Regions from separate parts of the Homo sapiens genome. Here all the other regions are linked to region 3. Evidence: chromatin contacts called from ENCODE Hi-C or POLR2A ChIA-PET data. All regions are on one chromosome and are shown on one strand. Each heading gives the region's core, a stretch centred on a gene start or an enhancer-like site at or near the end of the contact. The rest is flanking DNA. Distances are from core to core; before and after follow the strand shown.

Evidence for each region. A loop is a pair of places that touch in the nucleus more often than their neighbours do. ChIA-PET counts read pairs that join two places held with the same protein, here RNA polymerase II (POLR2A). Pooled maps may share reads with other maps.
Region 1: a loop to region 3 is called in a pooled map, with 6 times the contacts of the local background. The contact joins the promoter of SLC35E1 here to the promoter of FCHO1 in region 3. A Hi-C loop is called at or near these places in 3 of 37 single-sample maps with no recorded cell type and 7 of 50 pooled maps. POLR2A ChIA-PET finds 5 or more read pairs at or near these places in 1 of 52 experiments (activated CD4-positive, alpha-beta T cell).
Region 2: a loop to region 3 is called in a map with no recorded cell type, with 16 times the contacts of the local background. The contact joins the promoter of HSH2D here to the promoter of FCHO1 in region 3. A Hi-C loop is called at or near these places in 1 of 37 single-sample maps with no recorded cell type and 2 of 50 pooled maps. POLR2A ChIA-PET finds 5 or more read pairs at or near these places in 1 of 52 experiments (GM12878).

Annotation. Positions count from the first base shown.
Region 1 is chr19:16,570,774-16,574,245 of GRCh38, reverse strand. SLC35E1 (solute carrier family 35 member E1) reads left to right here and starts at 1,831. Exons shown (of 6, transcript NM_024881.5): 1 at 1,831-2,302; 2 at 2,664-2,734. The coding sequence starts at 1,882. LOC105372295 (a long non-coding RNA gene) reads right to left here and starts at 1,696. Exons shown (of 3, transcript XR_936360.3): 1 at 1,438-1,696. RefSeq lists enhancers at 1,525-1,614, 922-1,796 and silencers at 1,715-1,934, 2,065-2,174, 2,335-2,464.
Region 2 is chr19:16,141,368-16,144,934 of GRCh38, reverse strand. It overlaps HSH2D (hematopoietic SH2 domain containing), which reads right to left and starts at 1,250. Exons shown (of 6, transcript NM_001382417.1): 1 at 1,161-1,250. RefSeq lists enhancers at 848-897, 908-987, 1,128-1,387, 1,468-1,627, 1,115-1,809 and 2 more.
Region 3 is chr19:17,748,913-17,752,882 of GRCh38, reverse strand. FCHO1 (FCH and mu domain containing endocytic adaptor 1) reads right to left here and starts at 1,406. Exons shown (of 29, transcript NM_015122.3): 1 at 1,306-1,406. FCHO1-AS1 (FCHO1 antisense RNA 1) reads left to right here and starts at 1,486. Exons shown (of 5, transcript XR_007067152.1): 1 at 1,486-1,667; 2 at 2,133-2,225; 3 at 3,520-3,600.

The sequences.
Region 1 (3,472 bases), core at 582-3,081, 1.2 Mb after region 3:
AGCAGGGATTCCTGGCAAAAGCTTGGTGCAGAACACACTCCCCTCCCCAACAAAAGGCCATGGGCAAAGTGGCTTTGAAGGCAGGATGAGGTTGAACCCAGGCCTACCACCCACCAGCTGTGTGGCTCTGAGCTCATCTCTTCACTCCTGTGCACATGTCCCCATTTGGGGGGTGAGAATACCCCAGAGTTGTGAGAACTAAAACACAAAGCATGTCAGTGTGTCAGTGGAAGTATCTGACACTCAGCTGTGCTGTAGGGTGCCTATAGTTATACTTTCCTAATTTCACTGTGCCTATGTTTAACAGCTCTGCTGAGACATGGTGTCCCAAGGATGTGACTTTACTCTGATCCACAGAGGGTACAGCTGGAGGATATTAGGGTGCAGAGCTTGGCCTCCTATCAGCATCTCTAGAGTTTTGGGATAGGTTGCAGCTCCCCACTACCCCTGCCTGCAGGGACTACCATGCCTGTGTCCATGTATCCAGAAGGGCCTAGGGCCTTTGAGAATGCAAGGATAAGCTAAGATACCTTCCAACATTTGGGGAGCCAAGTTGGGTTGCTGCTTTCTACTTTTCTTTGAGACTGGGTCTCGCTCTGTCACCCAGGCTGCAGTGCAGTGGCGCCATCATAGCTCACTGGAACCTTGACCTGGGCTCAAGCCGATCCACCCACCTCAGTCTCCCTAGTAGTGGGTACCACAGGCGTGCGCCACCACGCCTGGCTAATTTTTGTATTTTTTGCAAAGATGAGGTTCTGCCATGTTATCGATGCCACGATCTCCAACTCCTGAGCTCAAGCAATCCGCCCACCTTGGCCTCCCAAAGTGCTGGGATTCCAAGCTTGACTCACTGCACCCAGCCGGTTGCTGCTTCTAATTTGACAAGTAAAAACACTGTAACGGAATTTTAACACCCTTTCCCCGAAAAAGTTGGAGGCACACGATGTGGAGAACAAATTATAGCCCTTGAATTAGTATAAGATCATCTTACTGAAAACCTCGTCCTGTTTTCCTCCACTGGGGCCTCCTGGGGCTGGTCCATCCCGGCTGGTCCTTGGACATCAGCCGTCAGGGCCCGGCACCTCCCCCTTCTGCAGAGCCTTGGAGACAGGTGTCCAAGGACGCTACCATGACCACGGTCCCCAGTGTGGCCAGGAAGCCTAAGACAAGTCGCTTCCCCATTCTGGACTTCGGTCTGTGAAATGCGGACAGTGATACCTACCGCACCGCGTTCCTAGGATTCAGTGGGATGATACCAGGGCCACGCCCGAGAACTGCGCACGTCGCGGTGGTTTCCAGAACATGATTCCAGGGATCGGGTGCTCCGGGATAGTCCCACTGCCAGAGTTTGGCCACGAGCGTGCGCCCCCAGTTTGCAGAGCGAGTTTAGCCCAAGAGCTTTTCACAAATGGTTTCTTTCCCTAAAAGGCCTTTTACCTTTGGTGTCAGCCGCCGCCAGCCATCAGGAATCAGGAATCTAGTTAGCGGTTGCCCTTGTATCCCTGGTCGAGGCCCTGATGTTTGGCCCACGCACAGACGCCGACGCTGCGAAGCCCTCCGCGCTTCTGTTCGCCCGTCCCGTTCGAGCTCCGGCTCCCGGTCACTGGGACCGCCCACGTCTCAGGTGGCACAGCTTGGACGCAGGTCTGTGTCCCCTTCTTCCGCTTCCGGCCTCGGCTCCGCCGGAAGCGCATCTACAGTGGACTGGGCCTGCACTCGAGACGTGGTGGCTGGCGCGTCGGCCGGCGCGGAGGGATGACGCGAGGAGGCAGCGACCAATGGGAAACGGCGTAGACCGGGGCGCCTGCCCCCCCGCCCAGCCCCGCCCCCGCCCGGCGTCGGGCCGTCGGACGGGCTGGAAGGGGCGGCCGCTCGGGCAGGATGGCGGCGGCCGCGGTGGGCGCGGGCCACGGCGCGGGGGGCCCGGGCGCAGCGAGCAGCAGTGGTGGGGCGCGCGAGGGCGCGCGGGTGGCGGCGCTGTGCCTGCTGTGGTACGCGCTGAGCGCGGGCGGCAACGTGGTCAACAAGGTGATCCTGAGCGCCTTCCCGTTCCCGGTGACCGTGTCGCTGTGCCACATCCTGGCTCTGTGCGCTGGGCTCCCGCCGCTGCTGCGCGCCTGGCGCGTGCCCCCCGCGCCGCCCGTCTCGGGCCCCGGACCCAGTCCGCATCCGTCGTCCGGCCCGCTGCTGCCGCCGCGCTTCTACCCGCGCTACGTGCTACCGCTCGCCTTCGGCAAGTACTTCGCGTCCGTGTCAGCGCACGTCAGCATCTGGAAGGTGCCCGTGTCCTATGCACACACCGGTAGGTTCCGCGCCCGGCCTCGGGGGCGGCGGCCGGGCCCGCCGCTTCGGGTTTGGGCGCATGGATAGGAGTGCGCCGCCCGGGGCGCGTCCCGCCGGACTGAGAAGTCAGCAGAGGGGCTGCCAAGGGTTTGGTAGGGGAGGGACACGCACGGGGTTCTCAGGGAGAAGAGGAGCTGAGAAGAGAGCTGAGAGGTAAGCAGGACAGACCACAACAGCCGTGGCAGGAGGAAGCCCTACCGAAAGAGAAGGGGCGAAGAGGTGTGAGGGGCTGCCAGGCCCTCCCATCCCGCCGTGGAGGTGGAACAGGTTGGGCCCTGAAATTCAGGCAGCCCCCTGAGTGCCCATCCCTCTCTTTGCAGTCAAGGCCACCATGCCCATCTGGGTGGTCCTCCTGTCCCGGATCATTATGAAGGAGAAGCAGAGCACCAAGGTAACCCCGGGCAGGGACTCTGGGCAGATGGGAGCTCCAGGGGGTTCCTCCCTGTTGCCAACTGGTGACGTGGTCAGGATCCTGGTCTGCAGGCTGCCTGGCTTCCCGTCAAATAGGGAAGTCAGTGTAGAGGTCTCCAGTGGCCTTTTACTACTCAAGTTCTAGAATCACCCTGTGAGCAGTGGTGTGTGGAGTATGTGTCCCTCTGTGATCTCTGCTGTGTGGTCTTAGGAACACTGTTGTCCCTTTCAGATCCAATTTTCCTCCCCGTTTTGATTCCCTACCTGGGTTTGCTGGTAGGTGATGGGTTGGTCACATCTTGGCCATACACCCCATGTGTGGCCTTTCCAGTGGGACTAGGGATGGATGGATCAGAACGCTGTCGGTTAGGTGTTCACTTTTTTTTTTTTTTTTTTGAGACGGAGTTTTACTCTTGCCCAGCCTGAAGTCCAGTGACACAATCTCAGCTCACTGCAACCTCCGCCTCCCAGGTTCAAGCAGTTCTCCTGCCTCAGCCTCTCAAGTAGTTGGGACTACAGACGTGCACTACCACACCTGGCTAATTTTTTTGTATTTTTAATAGAGACAGGGTTTCACCATGTTGCCAGGCTGGTCTCAAACTCCTGACCTCAAGTGATCCGTCCGCCTCAGCCTCCCAAAGTGCTGGTATTACAGGCGTCAGCCACTGCACTTGGCTAGGTTTTCACTTCTTGACAAGAGATTTCTGTCAGGGGACCT
Region 2 (3,567 bases), core at 1-2,500, 1.6 Mb after region 3:
AGATCACGAGGTCAGGAGATTGAGACCATCCTGGCTAACATGGTGAAACCCCGTCTCTACTAAAAATACGAAAAATTAGCTGGGTGTGGTGGCGGGCGCCTGTAGTCTCAGCTACTTGGGAGGCTGAGGCAGGAGAATGGCGTGAACTCGGGAGGCAGAGCTTGCAGTGAGCTGAGATCGAGCCACTGCACTCCAGCCTGGGCGACAGAGCAAGACTCCGTCTCAAAAAAAAAAAAAAAAAAAAAAAAGAGCCTAGAATTCGACCCAGATGGCCTGGGTTCAAACCCTAGCTCGCCCACTTAGCCGCTGTGTGACCTCAGATAAGTCACTTAATGGCTCTCTGTCCCTGTATTTCTGTCTTTAATTTGGGAATAATGATATTTACCTAGGAAAGTTTAGCTAGCACTGTGTATATATAGAGATATATATACAATATTCATGAATCCAGTTGTGACCTATCATGGGGTAATGTTTACAGGCTTATTCTTTTTTTTTACTTGGAAGAGCTCCTATTTATCCTTCAAAACCCAGTAAAAATGTCCCCTCCTCCAGGCAGCTTTCCTGCATCTCCCCCCAGACAACACCCTGGCACCCCTCTCTGTCCCCAACGTTCCCCCCTGTTCCTCTCTCTGGTCCAGCCATGACTCCATGGAGCTAGAGTGTCTTTATCTTGCTCTGTCTCCACCAGCCTGAGGGCCTCCTAGGGATCAGGGCTTAGGGCTAGGTTCCTGTGTTGTTGTTTTTTTCTGTGTCCTGGTGCTGGCCTGGCACAGAGGAGGGTGCAAGGGTCTTTGCTGGTGAACAGCTATCTAGTGATGAAAGACCGCATGCTCAAATTCAAGCTCCTGACCCTGGCCTGGGAGCCTCCTCTACTTCCCCGCTACCCACATTCTAGACCTAAAGACATCCTTGCTCTCTCTCTCTTGCCTCTCCATACCTTTGCTCATGCTGTTGTCTTGCCAAGACCCCCTTTTCCCTAACTCCAGCTCCATTTTCCATTTGTGGTCACCACAAATACCCCCTCCTCCACGAAGCTCTCCCCCATGCCCCTAGAAAATCCCTCCTGCCACCCCAGGCCCCACTAGCCCTGTCCCTCCTTCTGGCCTAGCCCAGCCCCCACGTTCTGTCTCCTCGAGGGCTGAGGCTCTTGGGTCACATACCTGGGAGACCCTTGGATGGCCGAGGCCCTCGCTGTAGCTGTGCCAGTGCCTGCAGGAGCCTGGGTTTCGATTCAAGGTCTGCACGTCAATGGGGCGGGGCTGGCTGCCCCGAGGCAGTTCCTGTTTCCTCAAGCAGGTGAGCCCTGGGGGCGGAACAAGGACAGCTCAAGTCACCCTGTCTGCAGTCCAACAAAGCATCTGGTGCCACAGGTGCAGAGACAGCTTGCTCCTGTCTTGCCCCCAGCAAGTTGTTATTGAGCACCTACTGTGTGCCTGCTGTTTGGAGGACACAGGGGTGACACGGAGACAGGTGCAGGCCCCCTGACTCCTGGCATCTATAATCTATCAAGCAGTGAAGAGGAGTGAGACATCATTACAAAGGGAGAACGGGGAACGGGTGCGGTGGCTCACACCTGCAATCCCAGCACTTTGACAGGCTGAGGCAGGCGGATCACTTGAGGTCAGGAGTTTGAGACCAGCCTGGCAAACATGGCAAAACCCCGTCTCTATTAAAATACGAAAATCAGCCGGGTGTGGCGGCGCACGCCTGTAATCCCAGCTACTCAGGAGGCTGAGGCACAAGAATTGCTTGAACCCGGGAGGCGGAGGTTGCAGTGAGCAGAGATCGCACCATTGCACTCCAGCCTGGGCAACGGAGTGAGACTCCTTCTCAAAACAAAAACAAAAGCAACAAAGGGGGAACAGAAACTGGGCGCGGTGGCTCACGCCTGTAATCCCAGCACTTTGGGAGGCCGAGGCGGGTGGATCATTTGAGGCCAGGAGTTTGAGACCAGGCTGGCCAACATGGTAAAACCCTGTCTCTACTAAAAATACAAAAATTAGGCGTGGTGGCGGGTGCCTGTAATCCCAGCTACTCAGGAGGCTGATGCAAGAGAATCGCTTGGACCAGGGACGCAGAGGCTGCAGTGAGCCGAGATCACGCCACTGCACTTTAGCCTGGATGACAGAGGGAAATTCTGTCCCCCGCAAAACAAACAAACAAAAAAACACCAGCTGGGTGCGGTGGCTCATGCCTGTAATCCCAGCACTTTGGGAGGCCAAGGTGGGCAGATCATTTGAGGTCAGGAGTTCGCGACCAGCCTGACCAACATGGAGAAATCCCGTCTCTACTAAAACTGCAAAATTAGCCCGGCGTGGTGACACATGCCTGTAATCCCAGCTATTTGGGAGGCTGAGGCAGGAGAATCGCTTGAACCCGGGAGGTGGAGGTTGCGGTTTGCTGAGATCTCACCACTGCACTCCAGCCTGGGCAGCGAGAGTGTAACTCCGTCTCAAACAAAACAAAACCAACGAAAACCAAACAAAACAAAACAAAAAAACAAAAAACCCCAAACAAACAAAAAAATCCAAAGGGGAAACAGGAAGTGGGAACAGCAGTTGCACAAACCCACAGAGGTGACCTAACTGACGTGAAGGAAGGGGCATTTGAGGGTGAGAAGGAATCATCTTGATTTGGGGAGTGCGTAGTGCAGAAAGAGTATATTTTTTTGTAGAGATGGGGTCTTGCTATATTGCCCAGGCTGGGGGAGGGAAGAGCAGGCACAAAGGCCTTGAAACTGAATTGAGCCTGGACAGGCTGGGGTCTCATGGCACGCATAGGTCCACACCAGGACTTCCTCCATTATAAAATATTTTAAAATATTTTTATTAATTGACTAACCTATTTTAGAGACAGAGTTTCACTCTGTCACTCAGGCTGGAGTGCAGTGGTATGATCATAGCTCACTGCAGTCTTGAACTGCTGGACTCAAGTGATCCTCCTGCCTCAGGCTCCCAAGTAGCTGGGACTACAGGCACACACCACCACACCTGACTAATTAAAAAAATATTTTTTTTGGAGATGGGATCTTGCTGTGTTGCCCAGGCTGGTCTCAAACTCCTGGGGCTCAAGCGATCCGCCCACCTTGGTTCAAGTGACTCTCCTGCCTCAGCCTCCTGAGTAGCTGGGATTAGAGGTGCCCACCAACACGCCTGGCTAATGTTTGTATTTTTAGTAGAGACAAGGTTTCACTATGTTGGCCAGGCTGGTCTCAAACTCCTGACCTCAGGTGATCCACCCGCCTCAGCCTCCCAAAGTGCTGGGATTACAGGTGTGGGCCGCCGTGCCAGCTTAAAATTCTATTTTACAACTGTGTTGGCATTAAGACCGATGTGGTCCAGGCTGGATTCCTTATTGTATATTTATTATTAGGATGTTCAGTTTTTTTTCTTCTGATTTTAAATAAGCTGAAGCCCTTTGGGAAGTCCCACACAGCACTTGGGTCCTGGGTGCAGGCCCTGTGTGCCTAACAGATTGGCCAGCTCTGGCCGTGTGCTCGTACCCCAGGCAGACAAACAAAACTACTTCCTCCTCTCCTTTCAGGCAGAAAGGGCCCAGATCCTACTG
Region 3 (3,970 bases), core at 157-2,656:
TCACCCAGGCTGGAGTGTGCAGTGGCATGATCACAGCTCATGGCAGCCTCGACTTCCCAGGCTCAAGTGATCCTCCCATCTCAGCCACCCGAGTAGCTGGGACTACATGTCTAACTAATTAAAAATAAATTTTTTTTTTTTTTTTTGTAGAGACTAGGTCTCACTAGTGTGGCCCAGGCCAGTCTCGAACTCCTGAGCTCAAGCCATCCTCCTGCCTGGGACCCCCAAAGTGCTGGGATTACAGCCATGAGCCACAACCCCTGGCCTTAATTTTTGTATTAATTTTTGTATTAATGTTAAACCAAGTAAAATTAAATACAATTGGCTGGGCGCAGTGGCTCACGCCTGTAATCCCAGCACTTTGGGAGGCCGAGGTGGGTGGATCACTTGAGGTCAGGAGTTCGAGACCTGCCTGGCCAACATGGTGAAACCCCATCTCTACCAAAAAATATAAAAATCAGCAGGGCGTGGTGGCACACACCTGTAGTCCCAGCTACTTGGGAGGATGAGGCAGGAGAATCACTTGAACCTGGGAGGCGGAGGTTGTAGTGAGCCAAGATTGCCCCACTGCACTCCAACCTGGTTGAAAGAGTGAGATTCTGTCTTAAAAAAATAATAATTAAATACATACATACATACATACATACATACATACAATTATATGCCCAGCTCCTCAGCTGTGCCAGCCTCTCTTCCAAGGCTCAGTAGCTACATGGGGCTGATGGCTGCTGTATTGGATGGCCAACATTGTTCTAGAAGATCCCAGGAACCAAGGAGCCCAAGTTCCCCAGAAACCAAGAATCTCACTACTGTTTTCACAGTTTCAATTAGATTGCCTCACCCCACCTCTGGCAGACAGATACACATGGAGCACCAGTATGTGTGCGACCCTGTACCCAACTATTCACACGCATCTGCTCATCCAATCTTCATGCCATGCCCTCAGAGGCAACCCCAACTTTATGAAGGAAACCGAGGCACAGAGAGATCAATCATTGGTCCCGGCTGACTGTGATTTTGCCCCTGGTCTGTCTGCCAATGACCTCCTGTTTGAAACCATCACGCGTGGCTCTCTGGGTTTCCAAGCTCCCCTTGCCGCCCCCCTAACCCAAACCACCACTCACAGCTGGAATGGGGGACGGGGGGCAGGGCAACGGGTGGCCCCATGCAGGCTTTGGCCAGCCCAGGAAGTGACACCTGCTACTTCTCCTGAAACCCAGGCTCCGGGCAGGGGGGCCTCCCCTCTGTTCCTGAGGGGGGCCAAGGCGAGATGATGGGTATCTACTGGCCAGGGCTCAAACTCACCGGACAGGGTAGCGAGTGGGATGGGGCCCCTGTCTGACGGGGCAGGCGCCAGGAGACAGCCACGAGGCCACTTCCGTCAGCACCAAGTTGGAGGCTTGTGTGCATGGGTTGGGGGGGGGACAGGAAGCTCACCCCGCCCCGCCTACCATCCAACCGCCACCTTTCCTCCCCCGCCCGATCAGCACCCATGGGACCTCCCTGGAACCACACAGGCCATGGGTGAGTAAACAAGAGGCGCTTGAACCTGGAGCCCCCCGGCCTGAACCTGGAGCTGTTCTTACCGAACAAATATTAATCATGGCAATTGGGAAATAACTGAGCACCAACCCTGGCCCAGGCATTCAACATCTTGCCATCCTGAGGTAGGCCGATACCCACTTCACAGACTGGGCAAACTGAGGCTCAGAGAGGGAAATGCGCTCAGAAAGGGGAAGACATGGCCAGGCGCGGTGGCTCACGCCTGTAATCCCAGCACTTTGAGAGGCCAAGGTGGGTGGATCACGAGGTCAAGAGGTTGACACTATCCTGGCCAACACGGTGAAACCCCGTCTCTACTAAAAATACAAAAATTAGCTGGGCGTGGTGGCCCATGCCTGTAGTCCCAGCTACTCAGGAGGCTGAGGCAGGAGAATCACTTGAACCCGGGAGGTGGAGGTTGCAGTGAGCCAGAGGTTGCAGTGAGCCGAGATTGCGCCACTGCACTCCAGCCTGGCGACAGAGCGAGACTCCATCTCAAAAAAAAAAAAAAAAGAAAAGAAAGGGGAAGACATTTTTGCATTCATGAGCGCTTTCCTTCACTACAAAAGAAATTTAAAATTATATTTTAGGTGGTGGCTGATGCCTGGAATCCCAGCACTTTGGGAGGCCGAGGCAGGTGGATTGCTTGAGCCCAGGAGTGCGAGAACAGCCTGGGCAACATGGTAAAACCCCGTCTCTACTAAAAATACAAAAGTTAGCTGGGTGGGGTGGCATATGCCTGTAATCCCAGCTACTCGGGAGGCTGAGGCAGGAGAATCGCTTGAACCCAGGAGATGGAGGTTGCAGTGAGCGGAGATCGAGCCACTGCACTCCAGCCTGGGTGACAGAGAGAGACTCTGTCTCAAAAACAAAACAAAACAAAACTGTATTTTACAACTACATTGACATAAAGACAAATATATTAATATTATACACAAAAATGTTTCCTTCAACCCAAGAGTTCATTTTTTTCCCTTTGGATTTTAAAAGAAGTGAAAACATCAACCTAGGGACCCCTAAAAGCACTGTGAGCCTGAGACACTGGGCATTTTGGGTCTGATGGAGAAGTCAGCCCTGCTAGAACCCAAGTCTCCCAGCCTGTACAGTACCAGCACAAAGCCCAGAGATGGCCGGAGACTTGCCCAAGGTTACACAGCACATTGCCAGCTGACTCAGAGGTCCCCATCCTGCCTTCCCGGCACCAAGTCTTGCAAACCTGGGGCTGAGACATGTGAGCAGCCCCAGAACAGATAAAACAAAGCAGGAACCACATCAGCAACAAAGGCAAGACCCGAGCTCCCATCCTGGGAATCGAGTGGTGCCTGGCTGGGTGTCCGGAGCCGCTGACGTCTTGCCTGATGACCTTGGGCCACTCCTGACCTTCCACGATCTGGCTTCCAGGATCCTGGGAAACAGGATCTCACATTTCCCTCTCTCTTGGACCCCAGTGTATGTACAGTAGGGCCAGTAGCAAGGGTTTTCTCATCCTTCCCACGGACCAGTCACTTGGTTCAAGCAGGTACCATGCTGTTTCAATGACCCACTATGTCATGTCTCCCCTCTTGGCCTCGCCACCTGGGCTGCGATCACAGACAATCTGGCTTGATTCTCGTCACCACACCTCAAGGCAGTATCTTATCTCAACCAGCACCACGATGGGGAAACTGAGACACGTGCCCCAGGTCACACAGTGACTCGGGCCACCAAGTGGGAATCTGAGCCAGGGATTCTCAGAAATTTTCTGTCCTCCCCATGGGTCCCCTCCCTCTTCCTCACTTCATTTGGCAAACATCTATTGAATGCCTACTGTGTACCCAACTTTCCCAGGTGCTGGAGTCTCCTCAGGCAATGCCTTTGATAGACTCCCCCTTCCCCTCCCTCCTCCTGGTCAGCTGTGACCCGATTTAAAGAGCACTAATACTGTCATTAATATTATAATAATCATGTCTGTATTTACAGAGCTTCCTCCTCCCACAGACTCCTCCCATCTTCCCAGAGGAATTCAGCCCATTTCACAGAAGAACAAACAAAGGCACCAAGGGAAAAACACACACACAGGTAGAGGCAAATTCAAACCTGGGGGTGTCAGACTCCCAGCCCCATGCCCACCACTGGGAGGGCGCTCCAAGGGACAGGGAATGAGCTGGCCTGGCAACTCCCACCCCCTCCTGCCCAGGACCTCGCCCGAGAACAGGTTCACCCCTGGCGTGGGTGATGGTATGTGGGTCAGGGTGTGCCCTAAGTGGCCCCAATGGTGAGACCAGGGTGGCGATGCCCCATCCCAGCCATTGCAGCTTGGTCCTATGTTTTACTCCCTGTCCCCATGCCCTCAGCCCCAATATCAGAGTGTCATCATCAACCCATTTTGCAGTGCAGTAAACTGAGGCTGAGAGGATAGCAAGGCACTGTGGGAGGGTCTCCAAACCCA